2 separate regions of the Homo sapiens genome follow, and region 1 is linked to region 2. A link is a loop called in an ENCODE intact Hi-C map of the cell type or tissue named here. Cell type or tissue: IMR-90. All regions are shown on one strand. Links, peaks and the distances in the headings refer to the core of each region. The heading gives the core; the rest is flanking DNA. Region 1 overlaps POU2F1 (POU class 2 homeobox 1). Region 2 overlaps POU2F1 (POU class 2 homeobox 1).

Region 1 (2,926 bases), core at 325-2,824, 52 kb before region 2:
ATATCCTAAAATCTTATTAATATTTTTGTTGGTGGAGAAAATTACCAAACATTGACCTTGCTCCATCTCTGTTCTGCCTCTCAACCTAGTCAGAGGCTCCCTTGCTCATCTTTCCCTGTAGGATGTGAGCCAGTTAAACGGTAGCAGCTTCCTGCCTTCCTCAGAAACACAATGAATGCTCTTTACCTTCTGAGTTTATCTGATGTCAGCCTTCCTAACTTGGATTATGACACTTTGCTACAAATCCTGCTGATAGTGTTTATTTTAATCCTAGACTTGTTTATTGCATTCTATTCCCAGTTTTGTTTTCCCTGTATCACAAGGAAATCCCTAATTGACTGTTCCTAATCCTCTCTAGACTGCTTTCTTACATTCCCTTCTACCTGAAAACTTACTATCTGAATCTGTCTTTATCTCCTTTACTCTCCCATTTCTCACCTAAAAAACAACAAAAAAAGGAATCTTCTACTTTAGGCTACTTCAGCCACCACGTGCTCTGAAACCCAACACCTCCCCTCTCCTCAAAAATGGATCCCTGACTCATCTGTTCTTTCTTATTTATTTATTTTACTTTAAGTTCCGGGATACATAGAACATGCAGGCTTGTTACATAAGTACACGTGTACCACGGTGGTTTGCTGCACCTATTGACCCGTCCTCTAAGTTCCCTCCCCTCACCCTCACCCCTGGTATGTGATGTTCCCCTCCCTGTGTCCATGTGTTCCCACTGTTCAACTCCCACTTATGAGTGAGAAAATGTGGTGTTTCGTTTTCTGTTTCTGTGTTAGTTTGCTGAGGATGACGGCTTCCAACTTCATCAATGTCCCTGCAAAGGACACGATCTCATTCCTTTTTATGGCTGCATCATCTGTTCTTTCTTTGCCACTCCCCTCCTACACTGGCTCTTTTCCCTTAGCATCTAAACATATTCAAATTGCTTCACTAGGAGGCCCTTCTAACGTCCCCTCCCATTCTTTCCTTCTCTATCATCCTCCCCTTCCTCCTAATAGATAGCTAACACTGATAGTGAATGGACTGTGCCACATACCTACTTGCTTTCCGTGTATACAACAAGACTATGAGATGGATTATTATTTATCTCCATCTTACAGCTAAGAAAAACTCTAACATGAAAAAAGTAACTTGCCTAAGGTAACACAACTAGCAAGTGAAAGGAGCAAGATATGAATCCATGGGGTTTGATTTCAGGGTCTGAGCTCTTAACCACTATGATACATATATATAGCCCCATATAGAGCTTCCATGAAAAGAGTTGCTTACATTTATCATTCCCTTTACACAACCATTCACTTTCTTAACCACAGCAATTTCTTTCCAAACCACTTAACTAAAATCTTTAAAAGGCCCACAGTAACTAATTGTCAAATTCAAGGGTCACATTTTAAGGCTCCTATGGCAGGACTTGACCACACTAAATGCTAACTCCATGAGCTCACTGGTCTGATTCACATCTGATCTCCATGGTTGTTATTTCTTAGTCTACTTAAGCACTGTCCAATAGAACTTTCTGTGATAATGGAAATGTTCTATTATATGTACTGGCCAATATGGTAGTCACTAACTACACGTGGCTACTGAACACTAGAAATGTGGTTAGTATGATTGAGGAATTGAATTTTTAATTTAATTTAATTTAATTTAAATTTAAAGAGCCACATGCAGTCAGTGTCCATCCTATTCGACAACAAAGGCATGGGCTCCTCTTCCTCTACCAGCCCTTTCAACACCTTAGAAGAGCTCCGTCCTTGGTCCTCTTGGCTGATTCCACTCTCCTCCCCGTAGCATTTCCCTGTTAAAGACTCTTACACCTCTCCTCAGGAACCTATCTCTATCTTCAATTGCCCACATCTTCACCTGCAAGCACCACAAGGCACCCCAAGTACAACATTTTCAGTGCTGAAATGTTTCATCATCTCATTGTCAAGTCTACTCCCCAACAGTACAGTTCCTACTCAGAGAATGCTACCACATCTCTCCCAGCCCCGAGGCAAATACAAGTATTCATTTTAAATTACTCCCTTTCCTTCCTTCAAAAAAAAAAAAAAAAAAAAAAAAAAAAAAAAAAAAAAAAAAAAAAAAAAAAAATTGACCCCTGGCTTCTATTGCCATTGCTCTATGCCAGGATGTTATATAATGGATCTAATTGAAAGAATAATGTAGTCTAGTTTTTGGCTTCAAGCAAGATGTAAAGTATAACATGGCTGGAAAATTCTTTTATACCAAAAATTCTTTAATATCTGTTAGGAAAAAAAATGAAAAAAGTAACATGAAATAAAACTAAGCTGCTCTCTAAGGGAGAAAATTATAGACAATCTCTAATAATCTGTACTGAAAACAGCATTTTAGAAACAAACCCTCTCTTTAATGTTCTCAATTTCTATTAGTAATGAACAAAAATGGATACTACCTTTAAAATTCTAAATTTGTTACTGGGTTACCTCATGGCAAAAAGATCAATTGCTTATTCAGTCATTTAACAAAAGTATAATCTTAATTCAGATGTCACTTCCTATTCGCACAGCTTCAGTAATTATAGCGCCCTTCTCCCCCTTGACCCCCACCCCTGACCTAAAGTTTTAAAATCCCCATGTGCACCAGTGGGCAGAGCCAGGGCAAGTTTCTCAATACGTACTGATCAGAATCTTGTAGAAGCCATATCCTGTAACTGACATCTATTAAATCAAACACTAGAGGGAGGTCTATCTTTCCTACAGGTGTTTGGTATTTGCTTCTAAACCACCAAGATCCTTCACTGAGCTCCTGAGGCTCTCTGGAAATGCTTCAGCCACTTTCAATGACCCACTAATTAAAAATTAGCTATAAAGGTACTCCAAACAAAATTAGTATTTCTACTCTCAGGCTTATAAGAGCAGCTTGGCCAGGGCAGAATGTAGTCTACACAATA
Region 2 (2,926 bases), core at 237-2,736:
ATCAGGATGGTCTTGATCTCCTGACCTTGTGATCCGCCCGCCTCGGCCTCCCAAAGTGCTGGGATTACAGGCGTGAGCCACCATAGTCATGAATTCTTTGCCTAGGCCAATGTCAGAAGAGGTTTTCCAAGGTTATCTTCTAGTTCCAGTTTTGAGTCTTAGATTTAAGTCTTTGATCCATCTTGAATTGACTTTTGTATAAGGTGAGAGATAGGAATCCAGTTTCATTCTTCTTCATGTGGCTAACCAGTTCTCCCAGCACCATTTATTAAATAGGGTGTCCTTTCCTAATTTACTTTTTTGTATGCTTTATTGAAGATCAGGTTGGTTATACATATTTGGCTTTATTTCTGAGTTCTCTGTCCTGTTCCATTGGTCTACATGCCGACTTTTATACCAGTACCATGTTGCTTTGGTAACTACAGCCTTGTAGTATAACTGGAAATCCCGTAGTGGGTGATGCCTCCAGATTTGTTCTTTTTGTTTACAATTACCTTTGGCTACCTGAGCTCTTTTTTGGTTCCATATGAATTTTAGGATATTTTTCTAATTCCATGAAAAATGATGTTGGTATTTTGATAGGGACTGCATTGAATCTGTCAACTGGCACAATATTGATTCTTCCAGTCCATGAGCATGAGTTGTGCTTCTATTTGTCTGTGTTATCTATGACTTCTTTCAGCAGTGTTTTTTAGTTCTCCTTATAGAGATCTTTCACCTCCTTGGTTAAGTATATTCCTAGGTATTTTATATTTTATTGCAGCTGTTGTAAAGGGGATTGGGTTCTTGATTTGATTCTTGGCTTGGTCATTGGTGTACAGCAGTGCTACTGATTTGTAAACACTGATTTTGTAACCTCAGACTTTACTGAATTTGTTTCTCGAATCTAAGAGTCTTTAGGGTTTTCTAGGCATACAATCACGATAGTCTGACTTCCTCTTTTCCAATTTGGATGCTGTTTATTTCTTTTCTCTTGCGTGACTGCTCTGGCTAGGACTTCTAGGACTATGTTAAATAGAAGGGGTAAAAGTGGGCATTGTCGTCTTGTTATAGTTCTCAGGGGGAATGTTTTCAACTTTTTCCCATAGAGTATGATGTTTGCTGTGGGTTTGTCAGATATGGCTTTACTAATTTAAGGTAAAAGTCCCTTCCATGCCTAGTTTGTTGAGGGTTTTTATCATAAAGGAATACTGGATTTTATCAAATGCTTTTTCTTTGTCTATTGAGACGGTCGTATGGTTTTTGTTTGTAATTCTGTTTATGTGATGTATCACATTTATTGACTTGTGTATGTTAAATCATCCCTGGATCCCTGGGATGAGACCTACTTGATCATGGTGGATTGTCTTTTTTATGTCCTGCTGGATTCAGTTAGCTAGTGTTTCCTTGAGGTTTTCTGAATCTATGTTCATCAGGGATATTGGTCTGTAGTTTTCTTTTTAATTTTTATTTATTTATTATTTCTTGTAGTTTTTTTTTAAATGTTCTTTCCTGGTTTTGGTATCAGAGTGATACTGGCTTCATAGAATGATTTAGGGAGGATTCCCTCTTTCTCAATCTTTTGGAATTGGTACCAATTCTTCTTTAATGTTTGGTAGAATTCAGCTGTGAATCCATCTGGTCCTGGACTTTTTTTGTTGGCAAGTTTTTTTTTTTTTTTAAACTGATTCAATTTTGCTGCTTATCAGTCTGTTCAGGGTTTAATGATGGCAGAAATTTCTAAAGCTTTGCTTGGTGTCCTGCAGAGTAAACCTGGTGTTCAACAACTAACAATAATATTCAAAATGGAAAGTGCAGATAAAAATTCCAAGCAATGAGGAATGGTTTTCTATTATTAAAAATTGCACCAATAAGTAGGGTAAATTTTAGCTAAATCAAACCAAGATCCTATCTTGAACTGGTATACTGGCATTTGTGTCATTTCTCCTTCTGACTTATATAATAGATATCATAATAGAGACAAAAAAGATGGTAACAGAAAACCAAGTCAAAAAAGCATTATCAACTTTATCTATAAAAAGCCTCAACAGCTCTTCCCCCGCCTCACACAGTCTCAAAGCACTGAGACACGGTAATATAAATATTTGTGTACACAGACACACACACACACACACGCACAGATTTTTCTAACATGAATTTGAAAGAAAACAAGTCAGTATAACAGCCATGCCAGATCTCAGGAGCCTCAAGCCAGCAGCACTCCTACAGTACATGGTAGCCAGAATTCATTTTGCTACTAGAGACAAAAGAGAGCACCTACAGTGTTGTTACTCTAATAATATTTCCCTGCCTCTGACTGTTTAGGAGGCTAAATGAGGCTATTAAAATTCTCTTGCTAAGCTTTAATATGCTAGTAAATAGATATTATTTTCATATTGGAAAACTTCAACAATATGCTGACATACTGTAAAAGGAAATGTTATACTTAATGTGAGGAAAGCACCTAGCACCTCCCTGCACTCTGAAAAATTAAAACCTTAAAAAATGTGTTTTTCCTTTATTATAGACTACCCCCTAGAATCTCCTTTAACTTAGAGAACATCAGCATCCAGACATTTTACCATACTCTCTGGATCCCTTCTTACAAATATATCACTTGTTTGTACTAAAATAATCCCAATACTAAGTGAAAAATTAGGTTACAGGCCACAAAAGAAAATAAAAGTGGAACAATTAATCATAACAAATAATCAGCTGTGCAAACCACCACTGAACCTTTCCCAGGGTTTTTCCTTATCACTTCACAAAAATAGCTTAAGCACCGCTGTCCTATATCATTAGATTTAGAATCAAATCTAACATAAAAGGCAACCTTTATCTCTTCTGGTTCTTGCAAATAGCAAAGGATAAAAATCACAGTTTTAGAGCAGAGAGAAATGTTAGCAATGATCAATCCAATGCTTTCATTGTATAAATAAGAAAATGA

What was found. A loop is a pair of places that touch in the nucleus more often than their neighbours do. Peaks named below come from ENCODE experiments on the same cell type or tissue, not always from the same donor. Only the 100,000 strongest peaks of a DNase experiment are listed, where the experiment ranks them.
Region 1: it touches region 2 in a loop (2.0-fold over the local background); 5 of 110 quality-filtered maps call a loop at or near these places.

The regions. Positions count from the first base shown.
Region 1 is chr1:167,342,813-167,345,738 of GRCh38, reverse strand. All of the region lies in intron 2 of POU2F1 (POU class 2 homeobox 1), which reads right to left. Among named protein-coding and RNA genes, the nearest start is that of POU2F1, 120 kb to the right of the region's middle. In IMR-90, for the core only: no CTCF peak of the experiment used is centred there; a DNase peak (open chromatin) is centred at 1,448.
Region 2 is chr1:167,291,217-167,294,142 of GRCh38, reverse strand. The region is part of intron 1 of POU2F1 (POU class 2 homeobox 1); the gene reads right to left. It overlaps LOC124900412 (a long non-coding RNA gene), which reads right to left. Exons shown (of 2, transcript XR_007066718.1): 2 at 1-2,926. Among named protein-coding and RNA genes, the nearest start is that of POU2F1, 72 kb to the right of the region's middle. In IMR-90, for the core only: no CTCF peak of the experiment used is centred there; no DNase peak of the experiment used is centred there.